Regions from separate parts of the Homo sapiens genome. Here region 2 is linked to region 1. Evidence: chromatin loops called from intact Hi-C (ENCODE). Cell type or tissue: Caco-2. All regions are shown on one strand.

Evidence for each region. Peaks named below come from ENCODE experiments on the same cell type or tissue, not always from the same donor. Only the 100,000 strongest peaks of a DNase experiment are listed, where the experiment ranks them.
Region 2: a loop joins it to region 1, with 2.1 times the contacts of the local background. A loop is called at or near these places in 2 of 110 quality-filtered maps.

What each region holds. Positions count from the first base shown.
Region 1 is chr7:109,881,534-109,889,533 of GRCh38, forward strand. No RefSeq gene overlaps it. Among named protein-coding and RNA genes, the nearest start is that of LINC02903, 1.0 Mb to the left of the region's middle. In Caco-2, no CTCF peak of the experiment used is centred here; a DNase peak (open chromatin) is centred at 3,198.
Region 2 is chr7:109,947,651-109,955,650 of GRCh38, forward strand. No RefSeq gene overlaps it. Among named protein-coding and RNA genes, the nearest start is that of LINC02903, 1.1 Mb to the left of the region's middle. In Caco-2, no CTCF peak of the experiment used is centred here; no DNase peak of the experiment used is centred here.

The DNA.
Region 1 (8,000 bases):
TAATTAGATTAAGAGATATAAGCCTAAAATAAAGATTTCAAGCCATTAACATTTATGTGCTCATTGAAACCATCATTTTTATTTCATATTTTATTTTATATTTCATATTTTTACGTCGTAACTGAGAGACTGCAACGGCCATTGAAGCCATTCTCAGATATTCTGGTTTCCCCTTTTTTGCATATTATACTATTATACTTACTCACTTCATTTGAAGTTAGGTTTGACCACATTACTTACTTGAGCCAACAAAAAAGGGAGAGATTTACGCTTCTTTGGAACAGAAACTTTGAAGTGTTGATGCATAATTTTCCATGTTCTGTTCCCTTTGCCACTGTGACTAGGTGTATTCCAGGTATTGGAGGCTCTGTAAGCCTATGGATCTGAATAACAACAATGGGAAGGAGACCTTTGGTCGAATTGATATGATCATATAGTGTGAACAAAAAAGAAAGGTTGTATTAAGCCACTGAGACTGTCGGGGTATTTAGTTGTGACTTGGCTTATCCTGAATTGACAGAGTGACAAGGAAGATCCAGGGACAGAATCTCAGAAAACAGTAGCTTGTAAGCAAGAGGTATTGAGAAAAGACAGAATAAATAGTCAGAAGAGGTAGGAGGAAGGAGAACATGAAAAAGTAAAAAAAAAAAAAAAAAAAGTAACTGAAGCCTAGGGAAAACAAAATTTCCCAGTAAGAAGGAAGAGTGGATGATGTGGGCACTGATTGCTACCCTTGGCAAGAGTCATTTAGATAGAGTGTGATGTGGGCAAATCACCAATTGTAATGTGCTGAGAAATGAAGGAAGGTAAGGAAGAGACCTAAATTGTACATTGTACTTTTAAGTAGCTTGGCTCTCTTTGAAAGGAAGAAAAAAAGTATTATGCTTTTGGAAATGGAAAAAAGACTGGAAAAATAATTTGATTGTGGTGTTTATGGATGAGCAGCACTAGACCATATTTGTAAGCTAAGAGCAAAGAGTAGAGAGGGAGAGGCTGAAGGGACAGACGAGAAAGGGTAACACATGAGCACATACATGTAAGAACGGAGTGAAACCTGGTTCACTTTCAGTGAAAAAACTGGCTCGGGAAAATAATAAAGGAGGGAGTTTGTATGCCCACTCTCATAAAAGACAGCGTTCAAGGAGACTTAGCTGTAATAAATCCATTCATTATATTCTTCTTTATTGAGTTCACTTTGTGAACCAGACGCTGTAGTAGAACGGAATATGCAAGAATGCCACTGAGTTTTTTTAAGGATACAAATAAAGCTGCTATTCCCTACCTTGGCATTTTGAAAACTGTGGATCTTCCACATTCATCCTCTTATCATGTAGAAAGAAAGTAGCTTCATTTTGAGATTAGCTGCATTTATGGCTCATTTTTTCCTCACAGGACTTGATGTTCATGGTGGAAGGGGTGGGAGTGCAGTGGTGTTTGTTTAAGATTTACTAAGCAGGCAGATTATTTTTTAATTTCTTGCTGTTATAAAACACCAGTGCCTCCCTGATCCTTAGGGAATGTATGGATACAACATTAAGTTTATCTTTTGAAAATTATCATATTATGAATCTGATTAGATTCAGTTCTTGTTCTCAATATATTGTTCTGTTCCCTGTTGGAGCTATTTACTATGTATATTTGTTCTTGGAAGCAGTGTACTGCATAAATATTAAGGGTATTTGAAAAAAAATTCCACATGTTTATTTGCATTGAGTTTTTAAGTGATTACTGTGCTAATCCAATGTTTATAATTATTTTAGATGAGAATTAATGAGTTTTGGGCAAAGGCTTGTAAGTTTTAAAGTTCATTTCAAATGTTCTTTTATGTTGGTATATAGAACACCCCCAAGAAATATGCTAATGCTTTCCTAACACTATTATTTTGATATATGATCAGAAATTGTATAATTCTTTGTCATTTAGATTTGTCTTTTAAATTTTTTCAATATATTAAAAGAATTTATGTTTCAGGAACTCTTTGGAGTTGACTTTGTAAGGATTATAAAAGAAACTAAAGTGATCCAAAGTTGTTTTTCTTATTTTGTCATCAGGAAACTGCTTTAATTGACTCTCCTGTAACTTATCCTTCCAAAAAATAAAATAATTCTAGTTTCTAATGTACGACTATGACATTACTCACCCAGAAGTGTCCTGATTATTTGATTCTATGAGCATGAAAGTTATTCAGTAAAAATTATAAAACAGTACGATGGCAAAGCTAACCTAGAAATTTGAAATTTTAAAATAAAATAGAAAATGTTACATAATAGCTCAGTATGAGAAAAGTTATGTGATATTTCAACGTTTCTAGCTAACTATTCCTATCTACTTTATTGCCATGTTTAACATTTTTATCAGCATACTTTTGTAGTCCATAATAACTATGTTGTTAGGAGATACCATGGAAGGAATTCTAGTTTTAGGTACAAAGCTTAATGAGTTCTAAGGTACTGTCCAATACCAAGATTTGATGATTCCATGAATTCTAATTCTCAGCCCTTAATTGTCTGATCTTCTGGCAGATTACTCCACATTATTTTAGATGTGAGGAGACTCCCTTAACCATTTCCCTGAACTTTGCCCTTCTCAACTGAATTACTAAGTGTTAATCCCATTTTAATTACTGAGTTTATAATTTATGTTGGGAAATAAACTTAGTTACTTATACAAAGTAGACTAAACAAGTTCTTTTGAAAACGATCTCAGAGGGTAAATTGTAGGATTGATATGCTGCCATTCTCCTTTAAAATTTAATGAACAATATTTGAAAAAATACTAGGGGAGTTCTACTAAAATGACCAAATAAACTCCTACCAGACACATCTCCCAGCAGATACAAAATATAAACTCTGGACAAAGTACAATAAAACACTACTTGCAGGTTCTAGAGCATCAACAGCAGCAGAGCAGGGAGATTCTAGAGGGGGAATCTAAGACTTCACAAGGTATTCCCATGGGGGTACCTTTTTCATTGTTTTCAGCTTTAATTCTTAGAGATTTCATGGCAAACCACAGCCACGGGATTATGAGGAAATCCATGAACTAAAATAACAGATGGCAAAACCCACTCATTGTGTATATTCTCTACCTAAGTCTCTACCAGACCTAAACCACACATACATGGAGCATATTGTGAATAGTCAGCTAAGGAAAAGCGGGTGGGGGGATTATGCTTGAGCTCTTTGGTCAGCTAGCAGCCACCACCTGTACTATTCTTCCTACTATAAAAGTTGTGTGATTACTTAGTATGCCATCAATAACCTCAGCCTGAAGTTTGCCTCCAATCACACATTCATCAAAGAGCCTAGATAACTTGAAACTTAGACAATGATAATGTATCTTTGAAGGAATTCACCAAATATTTGTCTTCAATCCTATGAAGAAAGGGTACACAGAGAGACTAATGGAGCTGCAAACTTAAAAAAAAAAAGTGGCTCACGTTTCCTTTAGACCATCAAGAGACTAAAGTCTGACAATGGTGAAAATGAGCTGTGTGAAATGAAGAGTGCCTTATTCTTGAAATAATACACTAATCAATCATCCTGGGTGCATAAATCAATTGAACTGTCAAAATGTATATTGTATAATTCATTCGAAGCCCATTACCTGAAAGAACAAGTAAAATGCATTTACAAACTTGAAGATCATGTAACCATCTTGTGCAAGATGGTAGTAAGCTCTGCCTAAGTATATGATGGATGGATAGATAGATAGATAGATAGATAGATAGATAGATAGATACAGATTTTTTAAACAAGAAAATCTTGAGGAACAAAAAGAAAGAAAACTAACCATGCAGCTGGCTACTCCTCTCTGCCCAAAGAAGAAAAAGTAATAAGATCCATGTGCTGTAATGAGGTAAAGAATCAGACATAAAATATTCATGTATAATTGGATTTTTGTCTTTAAATCAGCATACAATTTTAGTGCCTGATAAGCAACAGCAGAACTTTAACATTGATTGATAGTCAAGAGAATTGTCAAGTTACTAAAAGTGCTCCATACACTGGCACAATGAACAACATAGCTCAGGCACAACAGTTAACAACTACCAAGTCAAACAGACCTATCATTGGGAGGAGGTTGGAGGAGGGCAAAATGATAGCGCCCTTGTTCTCAAGGAAGGTAGATTTTACAAGAGAAAAACAAATACATTCTCAAATAAATAATAAATGGTAAAAGAAAGGTAAATGCAAGGTAGTTTGAATGGTACAATGTTGGGAGTGATTAATTTGGGTCAAAAATGTTGCTGAAGAATCAAGAGTGGATTTGGCATTTAAACTTATGGATCTTAGAGGTGTTTGTATACCACTAAAGTAGAAGATCTGTCGTTTTTGAGAAATGCCAAAAGTTGTTTAATTATATCTATGTTCTCTTATAGAATGAGTTATTCATAAGCTCATTTGTTCTTATTAATCTGATTATAATTCTACCACTCATCTGTTTCATAGTCACTTAATTTGATCAAGAAATGCTTGGAGTAATAAACTCACATTTAGTTTATGCATTAATTTGTGAAGCATTTCTTGAGTGCTTACTATATGTCAGTCCCTGCACTTTTCTGATACCAGCAACACCAATAAGTAATCTAGTCATTGCTTTAACAGCTGCAGGCACGAGAAACGACAATTCTAGCTGACAAAATACCTTTTCATTACGTTTGAATGAAACATGCCTCCCAGTATCTTCATTCATTCATCTAACAAATATTTCAGTAACTATTATGTGACAGGCATTATATAGGACAAAAAGGATGAAAATTCATTTAATTCCTGTTTCTGTTCCCAGGGAGCTAACACTGATTTATTCTGATTCTATTATGAATTACATAAACGGGGGTTCCCAATTTTGGCTGTCTAATTATACTTACCTGGAGATATTTTTAAAATGCAGATTTTCAGGAGACACCCCTAATTCTTTTTATTCAATAGTTCTGGGATAGGTTCCTGAAATCTCTATTTTGTCAATTTTATAAGTGATTCCAGTTTCTTCCGATGAAAAAATCTCTTTTTCACATTATAGCCATTTAGACATGTGAAACAGATATTCTTCCCCACCTCCCCACCTTCCTTTTCCTCTTCTGTGCATCATGTGTCAGAGTTTTAAGTCTTGCAATTATTATGATCAAAATCATTCAACCAACAACTTGACAATCTTGTTGTTATTTTATTAAAATACACTTGGCCATGTCAAATCTGCAAGATAGAACTATTGTCTGTTGTTGTTGCTGTGGTTTTTCTGTCAGCATTTAGATATTCAAACCTAACAGAATATTAATAGTACCACAAAAGGGAATTAATTTGGCCTCTATTTGCCTGGTATTGTGGTCACTAAAAAAGACTGTAGCTTGCAATATACCAAAAGATATTTTAGAAGTATGCTAACTAATATATGCAGGAATATATAACTCTTTTCAGAGACTTTTAAAACACCTGCTTACAAATATTAATTATGCTAACCCCAAATTAACATTTTTTTCATTAATGTTTACCCCCCCTTTAACAAAACTATGGTTTTATTTTATTTTTAGATTTTAACTGGAGTGGGAGGGGAAGGGATCTTAAATGGAAAATAGTCTTAGTACAAAATGATTTTAACCATGTGGTACACTTTTGTTTTTTAAGTAAAAAGCTGAGTTAAAATAATGAAAACAGCTAGTGTCAACAGAACCTTGTGAGTTAAACAATATTTGCCTTAAATCAGCAAAAATGGACTGTGGACATGAAGGACCAGCAGTGTTTAACTTTCCACTTTATATAACTGTAATTTCTCCTTTTTGATTTTCAGAGACTGTGCATCACAGCAATTTAGGAGTGTCGCTGCTGCATCATGAATGCTGAGACATCCTTGTGGACACCAGCTGAAATGAATCATGGTTCCACAGCGAATCCAGCCATGCTACCCTGACACAGGCCTGATTTAAATCACCACTTTCACCTAGAGGGTCCACTGCTGCCCAATAGCATCCATAAAAGAATCTGTCAGAAATTAAACTCTGTGTGTGTTTTGGGGGTGAGGGACAGAGAGTGATACCAAGATAAGCTAAATAAAGAGCTTCTCTGAGATGATTCAGGTAAAACCGTATTTTAAGGCTGAACATTGCAGAGCCAAAAAGCTTCACCATTGAGAAGCTACCCACGTGGCACCAAAATGTTCAATAAGGATACAAATTAGACATGAAAGTCTGACAACTCCTGAAGACATGGTAGGGAAAAGCATTTCATCTAAACAGAGATAGAAATTTCTCTCTTAATACATTATTTTACATTCATAAAAATACACATTTGTTATCACTGATAACTATTTCAAACTTTTGGGTAAATCATACACATATTTTAAAAAGTACTTTTATGGACTACAAGTTGTGAGGTTTTATTGTAGATTTTTCAAAAATATTTTCATTAAAGAAAAAATTAAGACTTCAAAAAGTACCTTTTTACCTGTACTTATAATAATATATGCTTTGCTAAAATATACAATATTTTTGTTAAAGAAAGTGTATTCCTGTGAAATTATTAATAAAAAATTATTAAAATAGTAAACATACTGAAATAGTATCCGTTGTTAAGTACAGTGCCTTGATTTAGAGGAATAAAGGCCAATGTTACTTTCTCATTTATTTTAATGCAATAAAAAACCTTTCCTTAGTAGAAATAAATTTACTTTAATAATTTAGTTACATTATAATCATTTTATGCTCACCATTCTTCTGTCATTGTCATTTTAAGATTGGTGTCCTTAAGGGATAGCTGCTTTCTGTCTTGATCTTTCTCATCTATCCTTTCTTTCCTGACACAGACTTAATTTTCATTAAAAAGAAAAATCCCTGTTCCACTAGACTATTACTAACATTCTCCTCAAAGCATGCAGGAGTCTGGGGCATAATGCTGCCTAATCCCCAGTATTTCCTAAGGGCTGGAAAAGAAACCAGTTAACCATCCAGACACCCACCATTGGTAGTGAATGAATGAATAATAATTACAATATCTTGTGGTATGCCTAAAAGTCAAGAACAAATTCCTCAGGATCAGCACATTATTCTTGAAATATTCGGCTTTTCCCACCTATAGCTGCTATGCATTGGGCTAGCTAGTCATATGTAAACAAACAGTTTGCACCTCAGATTTAAAACACGTTGCTCTCACTACAGGAGTCAGAATTTTCAGCTGTCACTTAACCTGAACGAGCTATTGTTTCCACCATATGCAGTGTGCCTGAATGAACAAATAGTGGCTACCTTCATTTAGCTCTATGGATCAAGTTCTATCAGCCTCATCCTCACCATCCTCATTATTATTAAGTAAAACGTGGTTAATGTCTTAGAGTAGATAGTGCTTTATAGACACACTTTCATTTCACCACCATCACAATCATGAGCAGGAAGAATTGAGGTTCCACTGGTTTAATAAACACAAATTCAAGTTCTGACCAACAAGTTTATTTTATTGACTTAACACAAAGCTAATCCCCGGCAAAATCATGAATTAGCAAATTTTTTACTTTGCTAACTTGCTTTCATGAAGTTTTGTTTTCATTATTCCTCCTTGTCTTTGCCCCATTTCTTCCTCTGACCTCTCTTTGATTTGTTTCCTCTTCCTCGATACCAAACCTCACTTCTTTCACTTCTGTTTAATACATTTATGCAGCCAACAAACATATGAAAAAAAGCTCACCATCACTGGTCATTAGAGAAATGCAAATCAAAACCAAAATGAGGTACCATCTCATGCCAGTTAGAATGGCGATCATTAAAAAGTCAGGAAACAACAGATGCTGGAGAGGATGTGGAGAAATAAGAATGCTTTTACACTGTTGGTGGGAGTGTAAATTAGTTCAATTATTGTGGAAGACAGTATAGCAATCCCTCAAGGATCTAAAACTAGAAATACCATTTGAGCCAGCAATCCTATTACTGGGTGTGTTCCCAAAGGATTATAAATCACTCTACTATAAGGACACATGCACATGTATGTTTATTGCAGCACTGTTCACAATAGCAA
Region 2 (8,000 bases), 66 kb after region 1:
GGTTTCTCAAAATAATCTGCTCCAAATATGCCAAAGAACTATGTGTTGCGATGACATATTCTGGTTTTCCACAGTAATGTTTTGGGGGTGGTGTGTCCTGCCTCCCAACATATCCATCCTGCCATATTTCTTGTTGTTTGTTTTGCTGCCTACTCTACTTGCATTGTAGGTATTACCTTCAACATATGGCCTCTTTGCATAAATAGTTAAAGCAATTTATAATTTCATAGGGTTCATTTGGTTGAATTGGGAGGGTATAATCTGTAAATCCACTTCACAGGCGCATATTACTGCACTATGTCACACTATGCTGAAGATAAACCAACTGGGGAGGACATCATTACCATTACTTATTATTGGAGAACCCCTATGATTGCCTCTGAGTAGCTCATAGAACATAGAGGACATTTGACCACCTAACACAGGGGACAGAATTAGGACACCTTTTAAACTCTATGAATTAAAATTAGTAAAGTATAATGTCTTATTTATGTTTAAATAAATCTAAAATTTAAATGTAGGAACTAGTATTTTCTTCCTACACCCAAGTCAACTTACCTGGTATAACATACCAGGGTTTACGTACTTCACTTTTCTTTCTCCTACCTTTTTTTCCCCAATTTCAACCAAACTATAAGTAGGCCAACATCATCATCATCACCTAATAACTCCCATTCTGCCCTCCTGCCATCTGTGGTTCCTCTAAACTACTCTGAATGTGCCTCTTCTGGATATGTCGTGTAAGTGGAATCACAGAACATTTATCCTCTTGTGTAAGCATTTCTTAGCTCTGCAGTAGCCGGAAACCTCCTTTGTTTTTCTGGAGTGATACATTTTGTTGCCTCTTTACTACAAGTCCCACTAGCTTCTTTTTCACTCATTCTCAATAAATGTTTGATACTTTTCCATCTCATTATAAAGTTAATACCTTGTAATTTTTTTTTTTTTTTTTTTTTTTTTTTTGAGATGGAGTCTCGCTCTGTCACCCAGGCTGGAGTGCAGTGGCGCGATCTTGGCTCACTGCAAGCTCCACCTCCCGGGTTCACGCCATTCTCCTGCCTCAGCCTCCCAAGTAGCTGGGACTACAGTTGCCTGCCACCATACCCAGTTAATTTTTGTATTTTTAGTAGAGACAGGGTTTCACCATGTTAGCCAGGATGGTCTTGATCTCCTGACATCGTGATCTGCCCGCCTTGGCCTCCCAAAGTGCTGGGATTACAGGCTTGAGCCACCGCGCCTGGCCAATACTTTGTAATTTTATGTAAAATATTACATACTATAAAAATACATATATGGATGAACATACAGAAATTTTCCACAATCTATCTGAAAATATAGGTAATATATTTTCCATTATGAGGTGAGTTGAGAGAAAAAAGTTTCTTATTTATAATATTAATTAATGAGATAGCACATTATACTTAATTTGCATATCTTACTGGAAGCTAAAACATGCCAGTTGAGCAACTGTCTTAATTAATTGTCGTTCAGTGAACCACAGTGCACTGCATTTCGTAAAGAAATAAGATAGACCACTGACTGTTTAATTCTCTTTAGCACAAGAGTTACAAATCATACTAAAAAACATTAAAATAATTACTAAGTTATATACTCACATACACATACACAAACATATATAATTCTAGCTGTTCATTTGAAACAAGAAAGTAAATTGTTTTTATATTTTCTTTTAAATTGGCATATAACAAAATTACTTCTTTTTTAGTAGTTTTATTCAAAAATCTATTTCACCAATTGTTCACTTTAGAAAATGCTAAACAAATTATTTTAATAAAATTACTCCCAATTTGGCTTAGAAAGTTTGATTATAAATTAGAAAATTGAAACAACACTCAGAATTTGAAATACAAAATTAAAAAATTTCTTTTTTCCTAAAGATGTGTTCATAGCACATGATCAGATAATAACAAATAAACTTACGTAGTTTTTTGTGGCCATTTTTTAATTTACCAAGTACTCAGAAAATGTGATGTGGATTCTTTGATTTTTATATTAATAGTAGCTTCAATTATTTGTTCTGAGCCTCTTTGTTTTTTGTTTGTTTTTTGAGATGGAGTCTTGCTCTGTCGCCCAGGCTGGAGTACAGTGGTGCTTTCTCGGCTCACTGCAACCTCTACCTTCCAGGTTCAAGCGATTCTCCTATCTCAGCCTCTGGAGTAGGTAGGACTTCAGGCACACACCACCACACCCCGCTAATTTCTGTATTTTTAGTAGAGACAGGGTTTTGCCATGTTAGCCAGACTGGTCTTGAACTTCTGACCTCCGGTGATCCACCTGCCTCGATCTCCCAAAGTGCTGGAATTACAGGCGTGAGCCACTGCGCCCAGCCTGTTCTGAGCCTCTTTCATTGAAAATTCCCATTATTAAAAAAAACAGAGGAACATAATTTCTTCACGAGCGGTATGTGTATAGTAATGGACTGTAGGGGAGAAAAAAACTTTTCTGTCTACCCTCTGAAGTTGATAATCAAGTCTATAAAATAAACTGACAGTAAACAGATTAACAACAGAAAAGGCAAACACATTTATTACATGCATGGGGCATCATCAAAGGAAAGAAGTGTGTACCCCAAAAGCCACTGAGACCTAAAAGCTGCATACACTCTTTGTAGGGGAGACTGGAGGGGAGATGTAGGCAACTTAAGGGAGAGTGAATAATTTTGGAGAAAAATCAATGGGCTCTCCAAAGAACAGGTGATAGTCCGGGTGGTGTCAAATTTCAGTCTCTTCTTCTGTGATACAGTTAATCTTTTGTGGGTAATGGATTACTAGGGTGCAGACTCATGACAATTGCATTTCTTCTGTCTGTAGTCAGATAAGGGAACATCACAGAAAGCCCCTCCCTGTGCTCAGAAGAAAAGAGGAATGAGAAACAGGAGAGTAGAGAAGGTCCGAGAGACACTGGTTCTGAGGCTGCTTCTGAAGCCTTCCAATCTTTAGTTCAAAGTACTCTGCCTGCCAAGGTGTCATGCTTTCAGATATTATTTTCTGAGTCCCAACAAGGCCATCAGGAAATTCTGTCTTCACAGAATCATCAACTTGTTGGCTTCTGTATACATCACTGTGATAGAACTCTCTGTAGCTTCTAGAGACTGGCATAACTTTGAGTTTGTACATTATAGTGCTATTCACTCAAATAAAAGAGTTAATGTTTATAGTGCTCTCTCTGCCAAAAATTTTGCTTGATCTTTTTTCATGCGTTATCTCATTTAATCCTAATAATCCTTTGAGGATAGGTACTACTATAAGCGACCTTCTTTTTCAGGCAAAGAAGCCAAGCTTCAGAGACATTAAGTGTGTGAAAGGAAAATAAAAACTTGAGATCCCAATTCATTATGCCAAAAGTAAAACATTAAGCTGAAAGCTGAGTCATGCAAGAAAATGCCTTTCCTTTTGTTCCTCAGTAGACAGCTACAGAAAAAAGTTTAAATATCTCCACAGATTCACCTTATCTTATGTAAAGTGCATATATATTGAGTGTAAGACTAATGCATAATTGACTATTCCCCTACCTGTTTCTTTTCCCTTGCAAGATGTGGATTGCCCTACCCTCCCTCTTTCCCCTCCAACCCACTCTTCCCTTTTAAATATTAAAGCCCTCAAAATTATCTTTGAAGAAAGGCACAGACCATAGACTGTTTCTGTGATCCCTTGTTTATTTCTTCTGGGCATTGTTCTTAACTTTGGCAAAATAAACTTCTAAATTGATTGAGACCTGTCTCAGATACTTTTCTGTTTACAAGTTGTCAGAGACATTTGAACCAGAGCAACTCCATCTTGAATAGGGGCTGAATAAAATAAGGCTGAGTCGTGCTGGGCTGCATTCCCAGTAAGTTAGGCATTCTAAGTCACAGGATGACATAGGAGGCTGGCACAAGATACAGGTCATAAAGACCTTGCTGATAAAGCAGGTTGCAGTAAAGAACCTGTGGCCCGAACCCACCAAAAACAAAATGGCCATGAAAGTGACCTCTGGTCAATCTCACTGCTCGTGATATGCTAATCGTAATGCATTAATATACTAAATGGCACTCCCACCAGCGTCATGACAATCTACAAATGCCATGACAATGGCAGGAAGTTACCAAATATAGTCTAAAAAGGGGAGGAACCCTTAGTTCTGGTAATTGACCACCCCTTTGCCAGAAAACTCATGAATAGTTCACCCCTTGTTTAGCATATAATCAAGAAATAACCATAACCATAAAAAATGGGCAAACAGCAGCCCTTGGGGCTGCTCTGTTTATGGAATAGCCACTCTTTATTTTCTCAATGAACTTGCTTTACTTTACTCTATGAATTCACCTCAAATTTTTCGTGGGGTCCAAGAACCCTCTCTTGGGGTCTGGATCAGGACCCCTTTCCAAGGTCACACAAGTATGATTCTCATGAAATCATTTGACTGATGAACAAATGGTTTCCTCCACACATCAGGATGCTGGTGTCAATGGCTATCAAAATGATAATGCCAATGGTATTATCTTTCTCCCATAACTTCTTCACTTCAAAAGATGGTGTACTTTTGTGCAATAAAAATCTGTTTAGATATGTGAATGGTATTTCAAACTCTTCTGTTGTTACCCTAAATCATTCTGCCAGATACCCTAAATCATCTCTCTCAAGTTCAAAGCCCCAAATATCTCTAGGGTAGGGGCAAAATGCTGCCAGTCTTTTTGCTAAAGCATAACAAGAGTCACTTCTATTCAAGTTCCCAAAAAGTTCCTCATCTCCATCTGAGACCATCTCAGCCTGGACATTATTGTCCATGTCACTGTCAGCATTTTGGGAAAAGGCATTCAATAAGTCTCTAGGAAGTTTCAAACTTTCCCACATCTTCCCATCTTCTGAGCCCTCCAAATCTCTTGGAAGCTCCAAAGTTTCCAGCATTTTCCTGTCTTCTTCTGAGCCCTCCAAACTGTTCTAACCTCTGCCTGTTACCCAGTTTCAAAGTTGCTTCCACATTTTTGGGTATCTTTACAGCAGTGCCCCACTCCCAGTACCAATATACTATATTAGTTTGTTCTCATGCTGCTAATAAAGACATACCAAAGACTGGGTAATTTATAAAGGAAAAAGGTTTAATTGATTCAAAGTTCAGCATGGCTGGAGAGGCATCAGGAAACTTACAATCATGGCAGAAGGAGAAGAAAACACATCCTTCTTCACATGGCAGCAGCAAGGAGAAGGGCAGAGTGAAAGCTGGAGAAAAGCTCCTTATAAAATTATCAGATCTCATGAGAACTCACTATCATGAGAACAGCATGGAGGTAACCACCCCCATGATTCAATTACCTCCCATCAGGTTCATCCCATGATGTGGGGATTATGAGAACTGCTGTTCAATGTGAGATTTGGGTGGGGACACAAGCAAACATATTAGAGGACTTCTCAGATAAGTTTGCAGGAAATAAATGCTTCATCTGAGCTCATTTATCATGTATTCACCTTTAGCTCCTGACACATTCCCAGTAAATGGTGATATTGGCAAACTAATTTAATTTCATATTCTTTATTTAGGCATAAAGCATATTTACATGTTTCCTAAATTACTATAAAATTTTATATTGGTTATTAATTTCAGTTAATTTTTTAATCCAGCTTTAAAACATATATAATTGTAGCAAATATCAAATAATGGAAAGCTAATTTATTGGTCAGCTAGTTTTGGAATTAAAGAAAAATTAAACACTTAAAACATGTTTTTAAAATGGCTGTTTTAGGGTAGAGAAACTGAATCCCAGAACCTAAGCGGAGCAGTTGAAATAAAGAGTTTTTCTTCTTCCACACCAATACCTGAGAAGGTTATACTTTTTCCCAGGCCACTCCCGACACTTCTCCTTGGTTCTAGATGCTATGTTGTGCCATGGTAAGACGGTACCTAGACTGTAGCAGGAAGATGCTGTCTACAGTGAACTTGGTTGGACAGAGGATCCAGACCTTCCAGTAACAGCCAAGAGAGAAGAAGCCCACTACAGCCCATGTGGGAGAAAATACAGAAAGCAACTCTGTAAATCAATTGGAACAGGCTGATTCTAGAGGGAAGTCAACTTACAATTGCAGTATTTCCTGCTAGCCCCACTTCTCCCCCTCGCCCCGCCCCTGCCTCCGCCCCACCCCGCCCTCTCGCCTTTGACTTGAGGGCAGGCCCAAATTGAGAAACTTAGCTACAGGCCTAAACATCAAAGCATCCTAGGGAAATCCATCCTCCTGCCTGGATAACTGGGAAAAAGAGACTTTGTGAGCTGATAAGTATGGAGGAAATCCCTTCTGTTTCTCTATCTCTTGCTATCTCTTCCTCTCCCTCTCTCTCTTTTCTCTACCACTTTCTTCCCAAGGTCGTCGATCTGCACAGTTGCAGAGGAGGTAGCTTCGTATCTAAAATTCAAGAGAAAATAATTTCTCTGTGTAGAGAAATAAGAAAAAGAGTCCCAATGGGGCAAAAACGATTGAAATAATTATTGTTATTTCTCTCTCTCTTTTTAAATACTTCACCAAAGATGGGTTCAGCAGGTAAAACTGTGCAGTAATATGGAAGGTTAAAATGCTAAAAGAACATCTCACTTGCCAGTGAAACTGGAAAAAAGGACTCTGTGAGCCTACAAGTGTGAAGGATATCCTGGAGAAGAGACATATAGAGAAGAGGATCTTCTAATTCTGGGTATGAACCTATACAAGCCTCACGGTCATCCTCAAACTCTATGTATGCATGTAATGCCTCTGAGAAACATAACAAAGGCTTTGTGAATTGAACTATAATCTACACTAACACCTAAGTCACAAACACCTGCAAGGAGTATAACGGGGCAGAAGCAAACAGCAAAGAAAAGGTTTTGAAATCTGACACTATAATGTAAATGAGGTGAAACACAGCATATAGTGTAAACCTAAATAGATATATTGCCAGCTAAAACAACAAGACTAACAAAACCAAGAGCTAAATAGTATGGGTAACAAATAGAACTTTCATACATTGCTGATAGAGATACACTTTTGAAAATAGTTTAAAAATTTAATATAAATTTAAACATACTCTTAACATATGACCCAGAAATTCTATTTCTAAATATTTACCCACATAAAATGTAAGCCTTTTATTTGCTTCCAAAACTATTTTAGGGAATATCATTAGGAAATGATCTAATCCTAACCAATTCTAGTTTTCTTTAGTTCATTTGTTTGGTCATTTATAAAAATGAAATGTATAAAATAAATACAGGATGGATTTTGTATCCTGTTCAAGAGCTTTATTCAAAATCACCAAAATCTGTAAATAAGCCAGTGTTCCTTAACTAGGTGTGTTAGTTTTCTTTGTATTGCTATAAAGGTATACCTGGGTCTGGGTATTTTATAAAGAAGAGAAGTTTACTTGGCTCGTAGTTCTGCAGGCTGTGCAAGAAGCATGGTGCCAGTAACTGCTTCTGGTTAGCACCTCAGGAAGCTTTCAATTTTGGTAGAAGGGGAAGGGGAACTGGCCATATGGCAACAGGACCAAGAGAGAGGAGGGGGTGGTGCTACACTGTTAAACAACCAGATCTCATGTGAAGGAGTAGAACAAGAACTCACAGGGAAGGCACCAACCCATTCACAAGGGATCCACCAACATGACCCAAACATGTCCCACTAGGCCCCACCTCCTACACTGGGAATCACATTTCAATACGAGATTTGGAGGGGACAAATGTCCAAAACGTATCACTAGGGGATGGAGAAATAAGTGGTGATATATCCAAAAATGGAATATTACTCAGCAAATAAAGGGAACAAACTATTTATGTATAAATGAATGAATCTCAAATGTTTTATGCTATTTGACAGTATCTAGACTCAAAATTTTACATACTATATGAGTCAACATATATGACATTTTGAAAAAAAAATCACTGTAGGGATGGAAAATAGTGTTTACTAAGCATTAAAAGGAAGCAGAAGGCCAGGTGTGGTGGCTCACACCTGTAATCCCTTGACCTTTGGGAGGTCATG